Linked DNA regions of Mus musculus: region 1 is linked to region 2. A link is a loop called in an ENCODE intact Hi-C map of the cell type or tissue named here. Cell type or tissue: heart. All regions are shown on one strand.

Region 1 (8,000 bases), 78 kb after region 2:
TCAGAGAGGTGGGGATAGAGCCACGCTTGCGCAGCTGGGTCAGGTTGAGGGCCTCCATGCTGCCGCTGGTCACACGGGTCTCAATCTCCTCAGCTCGAAGCTCAGTGGACTCCTTCTCCTCCTGGATCATCCTGCTCAGAAAACCAGGGTGTTGCTAGGTACTGCCTTGCACTCAGCACCCTAGCACCAAAGGTGGGCAACACCCGTAGGCACCACCAGGGCTCCCAGGGCTCTTTGGCCAGTCACCTTCCCAGTTTAACAAAAGCCCATTTCTGGAAGGAGGCATTTGGTCCATGAACTATGACCCATCTCAGCGGGAATCTCTGAGCTGCACTAGCTACAGGAGTGACCTTGAGCGGCCTTCGCTCCCAGTACACGCCACCATTGGGATCATGTTTATGCCCAAACAGGGCATTTGTAAATTCATGCCAGCCTCTAATTAGGTACCTCTGTTTCACTGCAAATGAGAAACACGGGAGATGGTGTGTTGTGCCCAAGGGGCACTCAGGGAAAGCTGTGCATATGCATTCACACCCACTGATGGAAAGATGCCAACTGGGCTTCAGAGAGGGACGTGTCCTTATTCTGAAACAACACCTTCCCCACTCTGAAGCCATTCAAATGTCTTTTCTCTTGAAAATCTGCTGGGACAGTAAATGGTAGCTATGGCTACTGGAATACTCTACAGAGGTCCACACTGGAGTCTTGTATTTGCATGTGTGTCTTGATGCTGATTTCTCAAATTTGAAAGTCTGACGTCAACAGCTTGTCAATTTCACCTTGCTGCATGGACAGTACCATAAATAAGCTCGCTAGAGACACAGGATGTAGTAAAGGTTTTGACAACTTTCCCTGTCTCCGGTTCCATTTGATGTGGCCTTATAGCTTGAGAGGCATGGCACTGGAGAGCTTCTACCTGTACTTAACTTTACCCTGTCTGGGCTCAGCCACTTAGCAACTGTAAGCAAATCACTAAACCCCTCTTGACTAACCATCACATTGACAAAGCTCCCACCCTGAGCTGGCTTCTTCACGGGCATACTGAATACCAGGAACATAGACAGCTCCATCTGCCCAAGCCCAGCCACCTCCCAGCCCAGAGGGGACAGATGACACCTAGAGTCATCTGTAGCCCTGCCCCTCTAGGGTCAATACGAGGCCCGAATCCTTGCCTGGTACCTACCGAGTGTCCCTGGATGGCTGTCCTAAGCTGTAAGACGGGACAGGAGTCAATACTTCTCCTGCAGTGCCCCACCCAAAGGGCCCATCCTCCCAGGCAGCTTCACTCCCACCCCACCTGATCTCCTGGTTGATGGCATCCAGCTGCTCCTGTAGCATCATGGCCAGGGTCTGGGCATCTGAATGGCCACCGGGTGAGATGACATCGACCTGAGTGCCCACCAAGCCCCCAGGCTCATCCTCATCCACATCAGAGATCTCAGGGTCACTGTCAAAGGCAGGCGTGGTGGCGCCCAACACCCCTGGCAGTGGCGATGGCTTCCAGTCCTTAGCAAAGGAAAGGGGCGGCAGTAAGAACCCTGGAAAGCTAGGGGCTAGAACCCTGCACCTCCTCTGGAAGCCTGATGAAGATGTGGCCAGAGAAAGGCTCTGGCACAGCCTCTTTGACCCAAGGCTCCAGTGTCCTGTGTCCCCATCCCTACACCCCACTCCTCATCCCCAACCCCACCCCACCCCAGTGCTGCATTTCAGCCTCTGCCTCTTTTGCATGGAGCATCTAAGCAGCTGCTGTGTTCTTATAAACAGTGGAGTAAAGAGTCAGGAGAGGAAGGAAAGAAGAGGCCTTCAGACTGTGAGCAGATTCACCTGCATTCCAGCCCGCTTGCCTCTCTGCCTGCCTGCCTGCCTCTCCACCTAGCTTCCTGCATGCATGCATGCCTCTCCACCTAGCTTCCTGCATGCATGTATGCCTCTCTGCCTAGCTTCCTGCATGCATGCATGTCTCTCTGCCTAGCTTCCTGCGTGCATGCATACATGCCTCTCTGCCTAGCTTCCTGCATGCATGCATGCCTCTCCACCTAGCTTCCTGCATGCATGCATGCCTCTCTGCCTAGCTGCATGCATGCATGCATGCATGCCTCTTGTCTGCCTGCCTGTCTCTCTGCTTTCCTGCTTCCCTGCTTGCCTGCCTGTCTCCCAATGCCTGCCTGCCTGCCTGTCTCTCTACCTGGCTGCCCTCATGCATTGCTACCTCCCTGCATGTATGCTTGTTTATTTGCTTCTTCCTTTCTTTCTTTTGTTCATCCTTCCTTCCTTTTTTCTTTCCTTCCTTTCTTCTTTCACTCCTTCCTCCTCCCCACTTCTTTCAATGGGTTCTAGTCATGTTGCCTCAACTGGCTCACAAGCCACCTGCCTCAGCCTTCCAAGTACGCTAACACACCTACACACCAAGTGCGCTAACACACCTACACACCAAGTACGCTAACACACCTACACACCAAGTACGCTAACACACCTACACACCAAGTACGCTAACACACCTACACACCAAGCTCGGATTAGGAATTTCTCAAAGGTGAAGATGACTCTCTCCCCATCCGACTAGGTGTTCCCTCTTTCTCTGTGCCCATACTCTAGGGCCCCAGAACAGATGAGGACTGGCGATTGGTGGACAGCTGGCCCTCTTCTGCCCCTTCTCTTTCCCTGTCCCCCACCCCAAGTTCCTGGACAACAGTGTAAACTCCCAGCTGCTTCTCAGGTGCCATTGCCTGGGGGGCCAGTTAATCTGCCATCTCTCCCTCCTCGACACTATAAGCCATGCTTTTGTTCCAGGAAGCTCATTAATTCCACTTTACCCTTCCAGCCCCCTCTCTGGCACCAGAAATGAATGGTGCACAGCCAGGCACACGCTCACATGCTGTAGTGGGGCCTCAGGGACCACTGGCCACCTTCCACTCCCTACCTCTTGCCCACTGGGAGGCTGAGGTAAAGGGGGGGGGGGTGTGTCACAGCTGTTGCAGCTGACAAGAGTCCCAACCCCAAGGCTGCAGCTGTCATTGACAGGGGAGAAGGCTGGGCGAGGCTTTGCACCACACGCCAGTCGTCTGTAACTGGAGCCAGACACACGGCTGAACTGACCCCACATTCCCCAGGGAGACCCCCACACATATCCCTCCACCCCTTACCTTGGCAGATTCATCCCTCAGCGCCGAATAGCGTCGATGCAGACCTGGGGGCGCGTGTGTGGCTGTACTCAGTGAGAACCTCACATCTGCTGCGCTGCCCACGTGTGACCTTGAGTGACAGGAGAGAAAGACAGGCCCTGAAGACTGATAGCCCCAGCCTACACTCACAGGGCCCAACGACTGGGGAATGGCCAGTTTGGAGAGAAGCAGTCTGGGATACAGCTGTTTCAAACATCAGAAGAGCTGCCAGGGAGGCACGAGGCTCCACTTAAGCCCCGGTACTGGGGGGGTGGGTCAAATGGACCCAAGGGAGGATGCTGTAGGGAGCGGTGGACCATTCTGCATGAGCAGGATCGTCTCCTGACAAGAAGTGTTAGGATGCTTTTTAAAAAGTTGAGCCCCCTGTCAGAGAGGCATTCAAGTGGAAGGCCTTGGGCTTTTGCGATCACAGCCATGCAGGAGGGCTCCTGGCCCAGGGGACAAAGATGAATCTAAAGACAGGAGCTCTAAGGGCCATTCAAGTCTGGAGGTCTTTGCATCTTGGTTTTCTCTCTAGACACTCTCTGCAGGTTTCCTGATAACCTGAACTGAACACCTGGCTCAGATTCACCCAGGTGTGTCCTCCACATCACTAGGAAGCTTTAAAGACCCCAAAGCTAAATCACAGATACAAGATAGAGAGTCCACTTTGGCTGCCCAACATGTCTGTCTCAAGTGCAAGACTTTAGGGCACCTGGAACAATGTCTGGTATTGAGAAGCCTTCTCTGGGATTCTTCCACAATGGCTACTCAGTTCAGAAGCCTTGATGGAGCCTAATACAGAGAGGCAAAGGAGCCTACAATCTAAACCATGTACCCGGGAAGAGGGCGCTCCAGCCTAGCTTCCCCACCTCAGTTCTGTGACTCAACATGTGAGGCCAAGAGTTCCCGGTCAGCAAGGAAAGCAAGCAGCAGCAAAGGGCTTTGGTGTGCTCTGGGTTAGTTCTCATTCACTGAGAGCTTGTTCCTTCTGGTCAACCAATGGGGAAGGAGAGGTCAGAAAGGTCCCTGCCACCTCCTCTTCACCCCCTCCCTATACAAGAGCATAATTTCTAGTGAGCTTGAAGATGAGACTTGCATGCCTACCACCTCAGAGCTCCAGAGGCCTCTCACCTCCAGCCCAGCATCCTTTGCCCTCATACAAGCACCTCCTATGCACACATACATGTGTGTTTCCCGTAACCACCTTCCTAACCGCTAATGTCCATGTCCTGGTGCAGCAAGAACACCAACTGAAGGGATCAGCACATCTCAGAGACAACAAGGAGTCAAGAACCCTAGGCAGTAGCATCAGTCATCTTCCTCTTCACCCTACCTCGATGCTCTGAGAACTGAGTTCAACGCCAACTGCTTCACAAAGTATGGCTACAAGCGCCACTGGCCATGTCTTACAATGCTTTCAGGTAAAGGGATATGGAGGCCACGGAGAAACGTGGCTTCTCCACTTCCAACAGGAGGAGGGTTGCTGCCTTGTTTCACTTTCCCCGGTGTCTCTCTGTCCGCTGGCTCCTACTTGAACTTGGGTGGTCCTTGACTCTCACAAGAACTTCAGTGAGTGGTGAACTCTACAGAGGGTCTTGCAGGATAACGGAGAGCGTGTAACTCAGTGGACCCTTCAAGGGCGTGCCCTCTGGCAAGGATCTAGGAAGCATGGCCTCCTCCCACAGCAGAGAAGGACCACTATTGATTCCTAGCCTCTCAGCACCCCCTAGAGGAGGTATGCTCCCTTCCTAAGTGCCCAGATGAGCTGAAGGACTGGCCAAGCTCCCTGAGCCCCAGTGTCCCCTCCTGACAGGACGGAAGACCCTGAGGTCCCGGGCAGTGTTTTGGTGGGGGAGTCTCCTTTCTTAAGATCCACTCAGGACCATAACCCAGCATGCACTGAGTCCCACACTCTAGTACCTGGAGTGGATGCCATCCACAAACGGCCCCCCTCGACCCTTCAGCTGGTCCACCTCTTGGCGCAGCTTCTCAATCTCTTCAGACAGACGGCCCTGTGCCAGGCAGACCCAGGGTGGGATGGGGCCAGGGAGGGGCAGAGAGGGGAGAGTGGAAGTCAGAGAGGGGCAAAGAGGAGAACAGAGGTGGGGCAAAGGAGAAGGACATACTGCAAGGTCCGAAGCCAAGGGCCCCAAGCTAGGGCCGTGGATGACACCAAGGAAGAGGTGTGACGGGAAAAGGAGCACAAGATTGACAGAGGGGCTGGGCCAGAAACTGTGCGACCCTGCCTAGAGAAGAGTTCTGCAGGCCAGTTGGTGCCTCACCACCAGACAAATGCAAGGCAAATGAAGCCAGGCAGCAGAGAGGACCAGGTCTTTGCGGCACACACCGCTAAAGACACGGCTGCTATCTCCAGCAGGTAGGACTCTTTCCTCACACAAGTTAGAAGCTCCCACCAGATCCTTCAGTGGGCCCAGAGTCTGAGCTAACCCTATGGCCTATGTCCGTGGCCTCTGCTCCTCTGGCCTCTGTATGGATACAGCATATATACAGTCTATAGCTATTGTGTCAGGCGGGCGATGGCATAGTGTGCGCGTGACCTAAGAGAGGCTAGCAGAGCAGCTTCGTGAACACCAGGCACTGTGCCTGAGGCCTCCCACATGAGCAGGGCTAGCCAGCAGCTGGGTACCTGTAGCTCTTCTATGAACTCTCTATGACCCAGGAGTTCTCCAACTCCTGGATCAGCATTTTCTGAGGGAGAGCAGCTGTGAGCCAGGGGTCCTGACTCTGATCTTGGAGTGACCCCGATCTCAGGTGTCTTCTTCTTCCAGCCCTACCTCTCCAGGCCAGCATGGTCCTCCCTGGCCAGGGATGCTCCTCCCTTCCCTCGTTGTGGCTCAGGTGGCTTTACCAATATGCTTATTTTTATATGCCCTTCCCCCCACCACCACACACTAACTCCTCACAATCCCACTCCTCCAGTCCACTGGGCTCCACCCATGCCCACCCTGCCCACTGTGCTCACCCCAGCTTCCTCACCTTCTCCTCCAGGGCAGCCATTCGCTCCTTGAGGTGGAGCTGCAGGCGTTCGTTGGACTCACTAAGCAACCGGTCCACGGTGTCTGACAGCCGCTTGTTGTGGTCTTCATTCATCTTCTCCCGCTGGCGCACCTGCACATCCCACCATCTTGTACTTAGTCTCCACAAGGCTTGTCACCACCCTCTTCCAAAACCATCCATTTCTACCGGGGTTCTGTGCCAACTCACTTGTCCACTCATCTGTCCTCTAGGACAATTCTCTCCAGCTCTTTCAATCCACTCCTCCCTGTCTGCGAGCCTCCTCCTGACCCCATGCGAGCTTTGTCCCTGGCCTAGCCTTTCCTCTGTACACCTCCCCCCTCCACGGACCACCCTGTAAGCCTGCCCTGAGGGGGTGGAGAAGAGGCCAAGATGGCTAACTGGTGCCCTCACCCTTGCCAGCTCCTGGTTCTTCTCTTCCAGCTGCCCTTCCAGCTGCCGCAGATGTTCCTCAATGTTGCCATGACGTTCCTCAGCCTAGGTGCAGGGACAGTCAGCCACCTTGGAGATCTTTGTTCCCTATGCTCAGGCCCCATATGCCACAAACTCTGGTGTCAAGGTGGTCTTGGGGATCGGGGGTCTCGGGATCAGAAACCCAGCTCTCTCCCATCATCTTGGAGCAGAACTGTTACTCCCTTTTCCCCTCTCCTTCTTGCCCAGGGCTAACCTTAAAGTGTATGCCCACTGGACCCACAAGAACTAAAGGGAATAATCCACAGTAAATGTCCAAGTGCGGTAAGCATGCCAGAATGCTAGCCTCCTGGTGGCTATTACCTAAACCACTACTAAACCAGCTAGCCATTCCTGGCCATTATCCAGTCATGGGGACCCTGTTGTATCTGTACCCAGAACATTACATCCCTTACAGTCAGGAAACCCTTTCTTTACATCCTCCTGCTATGACTCACTTGAACACACCAATCACTTGAGCCCATCCCTTCGAGACAGATTTTGCTCAGCATCCCCCCACAACATCCTCTACTGGAACTTAAGTCTCGGGCCTCATTCCAGGTCTGCCAGGACAATAGTGGCTACCCCGGCAACTCCACCATCATAGAAGTAAGGAAACTGAGGTGCAGTTAGGGAGAGGCTCTGTGACCTGACCAATAGACTCTGAGAGAGGAGGAAGTGCACGCACCTAGGATTAACCAGAGATGAATTCTGTCGTTGTGATGGGAGACTGTGTAGAGGTGTGACTTGTGATCACCAGAGCTCTCCCTAAACCCTCAGGTAAAAGCTGTAGTCTCCCCTCCCCCAGCCTGAAACCTGCTTGCTCAGGGGTGGAGCTTCCTGCTCATTCGTTCTGCCACGCCCACTGCTGGAACCTGTGGAGCCACACACGTGCACCTTTCTACTGGACCAGAGATTATTCGGCGGGAATCGGGTCCCCTCCCCCTTCCTTCATAACTAGTGTCGCAACAATAAAATTTGAGCCTTGATTAGAGTAACTGTCTTGGCTACATTCTTTTCTCTCGCCACCTAGCCCCTCTTCTCTTCCAGGTTTCCAAAATGCCTTTCCAGGCTAGAACCCAGGTTGTGGTCTGCTGGCCGGACACAAGAAAAAGCAACCACTGTCACATGAGCACTTGACCCAGAGCCTGATGCTTACAGACTTCCAGTGTGACAGATGGGTCCTCCAAAGACTGAACTCACAGCCCAACTGTGCCTCTGAAGACCAGGGCCATATCTGCTTTGGCCGCTGAGTCTACTGGTGTCTGGCCTGCACGCTGCTCAGGAATTATTACTGCAGTTACCTCTCCGTTAGGTAAATTTATATACATCTTTACTTCATTCTAAAGC
Region 2 (8,000 bases):
TCTTGGGCAAGATGAGGGGCTCTATAGGGCCCCAACCTTGCATCTGGACAGAACAGTGACAGTAAGCAAGCCTCCAGGGCGGGTCACTGATAGTACCAGAGGTATCAGCTCCATCTTTAGCATGGGGAAGGCAACATTTGCACATGTTTCCTGAGCCTAATCCTCTTATCCAGGAGACAAAACTAGGAGCTCCATCTCTCTCGTTATCTGAGAATGCATCTCAGGGTGTAGAACTACCCGTCATGGCCTTCTTTGTTAGTACTTGAAAACTCTTGAGGGTTTTGACCAGGGACTGAAGGATCTGGGAGATGCTACTTTATCTTTTGTGGTGCTGGGTACTGAACGGGGGCCTGGAAATGCTAGGCGAACACTGGGTTACCGAGCTTCAACCTAACCCAAGACAACGGAACTTCGAAAGACAACCCCAAAGGAGAGGAAGTGAAGGCTGCAGGTCTGTCAGCAGCAGTAAATGCTTTTGCTCAAAGATGGCGAGAAGCTGAACCGAAAAGGAAGCAGAGGGAACAGAGAAGAGCAGATGTTGCATGGGAGGTGTGCTGGGCTCAGCGGCTGGCCATGTGCAGCAACCAAGGAAAAAGGAAGAGAGAAAGATGACTGACGAAGGAGACACTGGCAGTGGAGACCGAAGGTAGAACAAGTGTGGTGTGGCCCTGACAGGGTTTTTGTGGGCCTCTAGAAAAACCCAGAGCATGAATGTGGACATGTTCATCTCTGTCTCGGTAAGAGTGGAGACCTCTCTGAACAAGATTTCCCCTGGGGGAAGCAAGATTACTTGAGGAAGGGAGCAAGGAGGCTGGCCCGTATATCCCGCCCACCCACAGGAGGAAATCAGAAGGGAAAGCAGCCAGAAGGGAAGAGACACTTCAGGAAGAGTTGTTCTGAGTGGCCTCAGGAAGGGAAGCCATCATCTTGTGTGACAGGAAGGGAACGGAGGCCTGGAAGAATCCTGGTAGGAGGGGGTGGGTGGCTGAGGGTCTCTCCCAGGTTAAAGCTGCCGCAGGTAGCTAAGGGTGGAAGCCGTGGGTGCAAACTCGTCTCTGAAGGAGCTTGGCAGGCGAAAGAACAAAAGATGGATGGTTAGCTGCAGGAGAAGGAGGTCACAAAGAGGTTGGTTTTAGCTGGGGGAAGATCTGAGCATGCTCACAGCTTCAGTGAAGAAGGCAGCGGCAAGAAGAGATGAATCAGAGGGAGAGATGCTGAGCCCAGGGCAGGCTCTCCACACTACCTCTGCAAGCCCATGGGGACCTAAGCAGATACTGACAGCTCACCGGACTCAGCACTGTGCCTGACGCTCTACCTGCTCACAGACCTGGAAATCCCTGACTTTCCCCCATTCCCTAGGCCCCCGGTCCTTTGTTGAGTGTTTCCGGGATGCTCCCAGGCTTTTGTCTGAAGCGCACCTCTATTGATACGTAGCCAATAATTTGTCAACAACATTTCATGTCAATAAAAACTTGGTCTTGCCCCCGTTCTTGCTCCTCCTCCTCCTCTGGTGGCCAAAGCCCAGCCTGCACCACAGTCCTGTTCACCAGGTGCCAGTCATGGATTTCTTGGCTTCCCTGACTCTCTGTGTACCCAGAGGGGTCCTTCTGGAAGACTCACTGACCCTCCACCAGTCAAAAGAAAACAGACTGGCCCCACCACTGACAGACAAATGCCACCCTGGATAGCCCACTGTATGCTGAACAGCACAGCTTCCTGGACTCAACACCACCTGCAAGAAGTCAGGAAAAGGACTCTGCCTCCTCTCCCCTTCACTGGGCAGAAGGGGAAATCGAGGCAGGGAGGGATTTATGTGACTTCTGTTAGATGCTAGCTAGGCTGGCTTCCCAATTCTCTCCATGGCCCCCTCCTTTCCCACCCATCCATCGCTGCCCTTTGATAAGAAGAGGCCCTCCAGCACATCATGGAGAGCGGGCCCTCAGAATGTGGAAGGAGGGAGACAGGCTAAGGTTTTCACAGCAGTGTTACTCAAAATAGCTTCAGAGCAGAAACAAGCCAAATGTTCACCAACTAGAGTTACCAGAATACATTCAGGACATCCAGTTTAAAAACTGTTAACAGCTTTATTGGGAAATGGTTTATATAGTAGAAAGTTCACTCATTTAAAGTGTACAGGCCTCAGTTCTGAGACTGTATTTACAGAATTGTGCAACCATCAGCACCGTTTCTGTCTAGAACATTTTCATCATCTCCCTCTAAAAACCCTGTGCCCGTTAGCAACTACTACTCCCCCTCCCCAGCCCCAGGCAACACAAATCTTTGGGGGAGGGGGCAGGATTGAGACAGATTCTCACTGTATAACCCAGGCTAGCCTCAAGCTTGTGGTTCAACTCTTATGAATAGTTAAGATTAAAGGGCTGGGCAGTTCAGTGATAAACTGTTCCTTCTATAGAATTGCCTGTTGTGGATGCTCCTCAGTGGTCCTTTGTGACAGCTTCCTTTGAATACCTTAATGTTTCAAGGTCCATCTGAGTTGTAGCATGTATCAGTTCTCTCCTCCTCCTCCTCCTCTTCCTACTCCTCCTCCTCTTCCTCCTTCTCTTCCCCCTCCTCTTCCTCTTCCTCCACCTCCCCTTCTTCCTCCTCTTCCTCATTCTCCTCTTCTTCCTTCTCTTCTTCCTCCTTTTCCTCCTCCTCTTCTTCCTCCTTTTCCTCCTCTTCTTATTCCTCCTTTCCCCCCTCCTCCTCCTTCTCCTCCTCTTCTTCCACCTCCCCTTCTTCCTCTTCTTCCTCATCCTACTCTTCCTCCTCTTCCTCCTCCCCTTCCTCCTCCTCTTCTTCTTCCTCCTTTTCCTCCTCTTCTTCCTCCTCCTTTTCCCCTTCCTCCTCCTCCTCCTCCTCCTCTTATTCCTCATGCTCCTCCTTCAATTATTTGGAGGTCAGAGGGATAACTTCTGGGAGTCAGTTCTCTCCTTCCACCATGGTTTCTGAGGCTATAACTCAAAGTCATCAGGCTTCATGTGAAACTCCTTTAACCACCAGGCCATCTCATTAGCTCAATGCTTAGTTTCAATGGCTGGAGAAGACTTCATTTCATGGACAGTTCACATTTTGATTACCCAGTCTTCAGTATACACACACACACACACACACACACACACACATCAGAGCTCAGGGGACAGAAAAGCAATAGTAGCGATGAGCATAGTCACCTCACAGTGGTGCCTTAGTGTGGTGCCACGTGTACCAGTCTGAGGCACGAGGGCTGAAGACACTGAAGCCAGCAAAGTTTTCATCCTGTTAAGCTGAGCACCAACTGGGGTGGGGTTTGCTCAGCTGGGGCCCTGGGGCTGTGAGCCTGTCAGAAGGCCTACCACACACATTTTCATAGGCTGTGTTCCTCTCCAGCGGGCATGGAAGTCAGGCGTGCAGACACTGAGCCTCCTTCCTCACTCTGTGGAGTCCAAACCGGTCACACAGGCTCATTCCCTCTGCCTAGCCTGGCGCCCATTCCTGATCTTAAGCACAACTCTAAATGCCATTCTACAGACACTCCCTTCAAATCCACCTCACCTCAGTCCTGAACCTGGAAGAAATTCACACCCTGAGCAGGGCCACTTGCCTAAGGCCGGAAAAGAGAGATGACCTGAGAAAGATGGTCTGTGGCTGGGCAGACCATCGGTCCCCTCTATGGACCCACAGACCAGAAATTAACTCCTATTCCTAAAAGCCAGTCACTCGACCTGGTCGCTCGTGCTAGGGACAGAGGGGTCTTTCGATGTCTAGACGTCTTCATTTTCCCCTCCCCAGTACCCAGGGTGTCACTTGCAAGGCAAGCCCTCCACCACTGAGCTGTTTCGATCACCCCAAAGTTGGACAACCTCATCACACAGGGCCGGCGCGGCTCCCGGAGCAGACGGTCCAGAATGAGATTCAAGACAGCAGAACCACGTTATCTTTGTGGGTTCTTTAGCCCCTCGTGGCATCGCGGGTGACATGGCAATAATTCTCCCTTTTTGCAGCCTACAGAGGCTGAGGGAGGGCAGAGAGGCTACAGATCAACGTTCAGTGCCCTTGTCTGGAGCTCGGGGTCCCCCTGCTGGCGCACTGGAGCCTGGGCGGGGCTTTGAGCCGAAGGGCGGACACAATCAGGTGACAACTCTGGGGAACGTGGCGAATGAGGTGGAGCTGCTGGAACTCAGCTGGAAGGCCCAGGGGACCAGCCCTAGGAATGTCCAACAAATATGCCACCCCGATGGCGACTTTGGTCTCCTGGTGCCCAATCCAAATCCTTTGTTACCAGCCCCGCTGCTTCTTATGTTTGCAGGCAAAATCTCCTGAACATGCCCGAAGAGCATGTGTTGGGAGCCCTCCCTGCTCTGGGGAAATCTTCAAAGACGGGGTTCCCAGCACCGTCTGCTTCCGGCCAGCCTGCCTCAGGAGTGGTTCATCGCAGACCTTCCACCTCCAGTACTTCTGGGAACACCATGCGTCTGGGCACAGAACCCTAGGTCACCCAATTCTCCTCAAAGGCCTCCAGGGCCTAGTAAATTTGGCTCAAATGTCCCTAACTGGGAATGTGACCAGGAAGCCTCAGTTTTGCCGTCTATAAAATGCAAACTATCGACTTTTCTATGTGTGTGGCTGGGAGGATTTGGTGGTATTGTGAAGTTGGTCGCACTTGAGCATTTGACACACACCCCTAAGCACTGATGTTTGCATAGCTTTTTGGCCCTTCCCACCCTAACATGTAACTAATGGCAGGTAGGAGTTGTCCACGAGGAGTAGGGCACCGCCCTGCCACGTGTTTGAGATTTTCCCCACCTAGCCAACTCCTTGCTCTTCCACCCAGTCTACAACAGGAGGGGTGGCAGCTGTTTCCCTCGGCTGCCCAGTCTCTGACCCAGCCAAAGGCTGGCACAGCTGCTGGGGTGGCCCAAATGCTACACAAAGGACAGCTGGGGCTGAAGGAGGACAAAGATGGGCACCCTGCCTGATCAATGTGTTCCCTCACCCCGCAGCCCTCTAGACCTTTCGTAGCAGCCTGGGACCTCTGACCTCACTCTTGCCACAGCTGTGGGGAGGGGGCTGTCCTCTTGCACCCCTCTCCTTGTCCTCTGCTCTCTGGGCCTCCACCCCCCCCTTTCCCCTGTTCCCTCTGTCGCCCACATGCTGCCCAGCTGTCCCTGTCCCTGTGCTGGGCACTCCGCCCACCTGTAGCCCTCATGAATCGCCAGTGTTCACACTCTGACCCCTCAGCCTCCACCTGTTCCCCTCGGTCTGGGCGTCAGGGCTGTGTGGCCCCATCTGTTGTCCTCCGTCTAGGACTTAGGGCAAAGACTCCATTGCAAAGCTCCTAGCTCCCACCTGCCTAGGGTGGGTAGGAAGGCTCGGCTGAGAGACAGGATCTAATCCGGTGACTTCATCTTCTTTCTTCTCTGCCCAGGCCACCAACAATGTTCCAAACAACCTAGAACCTTCCCACCTGAAGAAAGTGAACAGCCCGCTCACTGCAGAAGGACCTTTGCATCTTTAAACACATTCTAATCTCATTTCTGTGGCAAGGCGCTTTAACAATGTACAATGGCAAACAGAAAAACAAGGCGTTGGGAAATTGCATGTATATGCGTGTGTGCATGTGTGTGCGCGCGCGCACTTGTGACTAAGTTATCTCCCAGCCAAGAAATCAAATTCTTTCTGTATCGTCTTTCTACCTTTTTTTTTTGGACAGGTACTCATGTTGCCCAGGCTGGCCTTGAACTCCTGATTATCTCTCAGCCTCCCAAGTGCTGGGATTGCAGATGTGTACCAGCAGTCCTGGACTGACTATACTTTTCTTGACAGTGAAGCCACTACAGTTCAGCTCAAATTCCCTTACCAATTCCCTACCCAGACCCTTCTGAGCACAGAGGGACCACCGTGAACGCTTTGGGGTATTTCCAAGCATTTGCCATATTTTGTACCACTTACATGCATAAGTTATATACACATATACATTATGGCACTCACAGGCTTGTGCAGGTATTGGCTTTTATTGTTCTTGAGGAAGTTGTAACCTACAAGTATTCTGCAAATGAGTTTGTTGTAAAAAACAAACAAAAAACAAAAAACAGACAAAAACAACAGCAATCACCCTACCTGGGCCAGTAAAATGACTCAGTGGATAAAATCACCTGCTGCCAAGCCGGACAGCCTGAGTTCAGTCCTCAAGCCCAGCATGGTGGAAAGAGAATTGACTCCTGAAAGTGATCCTCTGACCTCCACAAGAGCACGTGTGAGTGCACTTGCACACACGCGCGCACACACACACACCCACGTAACTGTAACCTTTATTTGCCTGATGTAATTGTCATCTCTGAGGCTTACTGCTTCACTCCGCTAACCAAGGCCCAGTTTCTAGCTTCTGCATAATCTTATCTAGGCCTAAAACGTTTTCAGCCTCTGAGACTCACTGCTGAGTTAGCTCACCCTTTCCTAATTCTTTCTGAGCTCTAACTGGCTGATTCAACTCAGCTATTCTGGCTTAAACTCCTCTCCCAGCTGACGTATTCAATCTGGCTCTCAGCCTCTGAATTGCTCTGCTTGGCCTCAAGCTAACTCTAGAAATCTGTTCTAAGTTCCCCTTCTCTGGCTTGTTCTGTCTTCACCTTCTTCTAGCTTGTTCTATCTTCAACCTGTCTCTGTTAAGCTCTCCCAGTAAACCTGCCTCCATCTCCCTTCGGGCTGCTTGTCTCTCCCTCTCAACTCCACTGCACTGCTCTCCACGAACTCTCCTGTATTCTTGTGCTGCACTCTCATCCTCCTGTCCCGGCTATCTCTCCCTTAAGTAGCTTCCCTTTCCTCTCTCTTCTCATGAGAATTGGATGGACACATCCTATTCTGTCGAATTTTTCGTCACTTTGTCTGCCACTCGATTAGACATCACTTTCAAACATGGGGGCTTCCTTCTACAAACTAACTTTACCTTGATTGTTTTGGATTAACAGTCAATACTAAGGGTATTCCAGCCAGAGGGACTAAAGGTATATGCTAAGGGCTGAGCCACACCCTAAAGAGAATCAGGTACAAATATCATTTAACTTACGCACACATGCACATACATACACACCAACAAATAAATGAATGTAAAAACAGATTTTATTTGTTTTTTCTTCTTCTTTTCTTTTCTTTCTTTCTTTTTTTTTTTTTTTTTTTTTTTTTTTTTTTTTTTTTTTTTTTGAGACAGGGTTTCTCTGTATAGCCCTGGCTGTCCTGGAACTCACTTTGTAGATCAGGCTGGCCTCGAACTCAGAAATCCGCCTGCCTCTGCCTCCCGAGTGCTGGGATTAAAGGCATGTGCAACTACGCCCGGCTCAAAAACAGATTTCAAAAGTCTGCCTGCCTACATCAGTGCATGCAGCTCTGCAGTCTCTTCAGATTCCACGTCCTCTCTCAGAACTGACAATGGCATTGGGCAGCATTTTGTTAGCCTCTCCTATTGACAGCCATTTACCCTATCGCTTGTGTCTCTATATCAAGTCTGAGCCATCTACAATCTAGTCCTTCCGGGTCCTACCTGGCGCTGTGTTTCTACTCCCTGAAAAGAAAAGGGGCTGCCATTTATACTGTTTCAGGATCATAAACATCCTCAGAGCATTTTAAAAAATAAAATTTTAATCACTCTCTTCCAAAATCTTGTAGCCTGGTGGGATGATTGCTCTTTCCACACAGAAGGGGACAAAGAGATTTGAAAAAAGAAAAGGGGGTGAGGGGTGGGGGAGTAAAGAGGAGGAAGAAGAAAAAGGAAGTAGAGAATATGCTTCATAAACTGGGCATTGTGGTGTAGGCCTTTAATCCAGTACTTAGGAGGCAGAGGCAGGCAGATCTCTGTGAGTTTGTTTGAGGCCAGCCTGATCTACAGAGTGAGACCCTAACTCAAAAACAAAACAACAAACAAGAACAAAAGAAGAATAGAAGGGGGAGAAAGAGGAGGAGGAGAAGGAGAAGAAGAAGGAGAAGGAGAAGTTTCATTATACCAGCACTGTCTGCCAGAAAGGAAA

The links. Hi-C counts contacts between places; a loop is a spot of excess contacts. Peaks named below come from ENCODE experiments on the same cell type or tissue, not always from the same donor. Only the 100,000 strongest peaks of a DNase experiment are listed, where the experiment ranks them.
Region 1: it touches region 2 in a loop (5-fold over the local background); 16 of 42 quality-filtered maps call a loop at or near these places.

The regions. Positions count from the first base shown.
Region 1 is chr1:134,317,918-134,325,917 of GRCm38, forward strand. It overlaps Ppfia4 (protein tyrosine phosphatase, receptor type, f polypeptide (PTPRF), interacting protein (liprin), alpha 4), which reads right to left. Exons shown (of 29, transcript NM_001374777.1): 10 at 6,594-6,677; 11 at 6,162-6,293; 12 at 5,085-5,176; 13 at 3,144-3,252; 14 at 1,298-1,506; 15 at 1-131. Among named protein-coding and RNA genes, the nearest start is that of Gm32267, 22 kb to the left of the region's middle. In heart, a CTCF peak has its summit at 4,891 (motif pointing left); a DNase peak (open chromatin) is centred at 4,914; H3K27ac peaks cover 315 bases.
Region 2 is chr1:134,240,326-134,248,325 of GRCm38, forward strand. No RefSeq gene overlaps it. Among named protein-coding and RNA genes, the nearest start is that of Adora1, 8.9 kb to the left of the region's middle. In heart, a CTCF peak has its summit at 4,066 (motif pointing left); DNase peaks (open chromatin) are centred at 4,076 and 5,186; H3K4me3 peaks cover 252 bases; H3K27ac peaks cover 2,584 bases; H3K27me3 peaks cover 1,441 bases.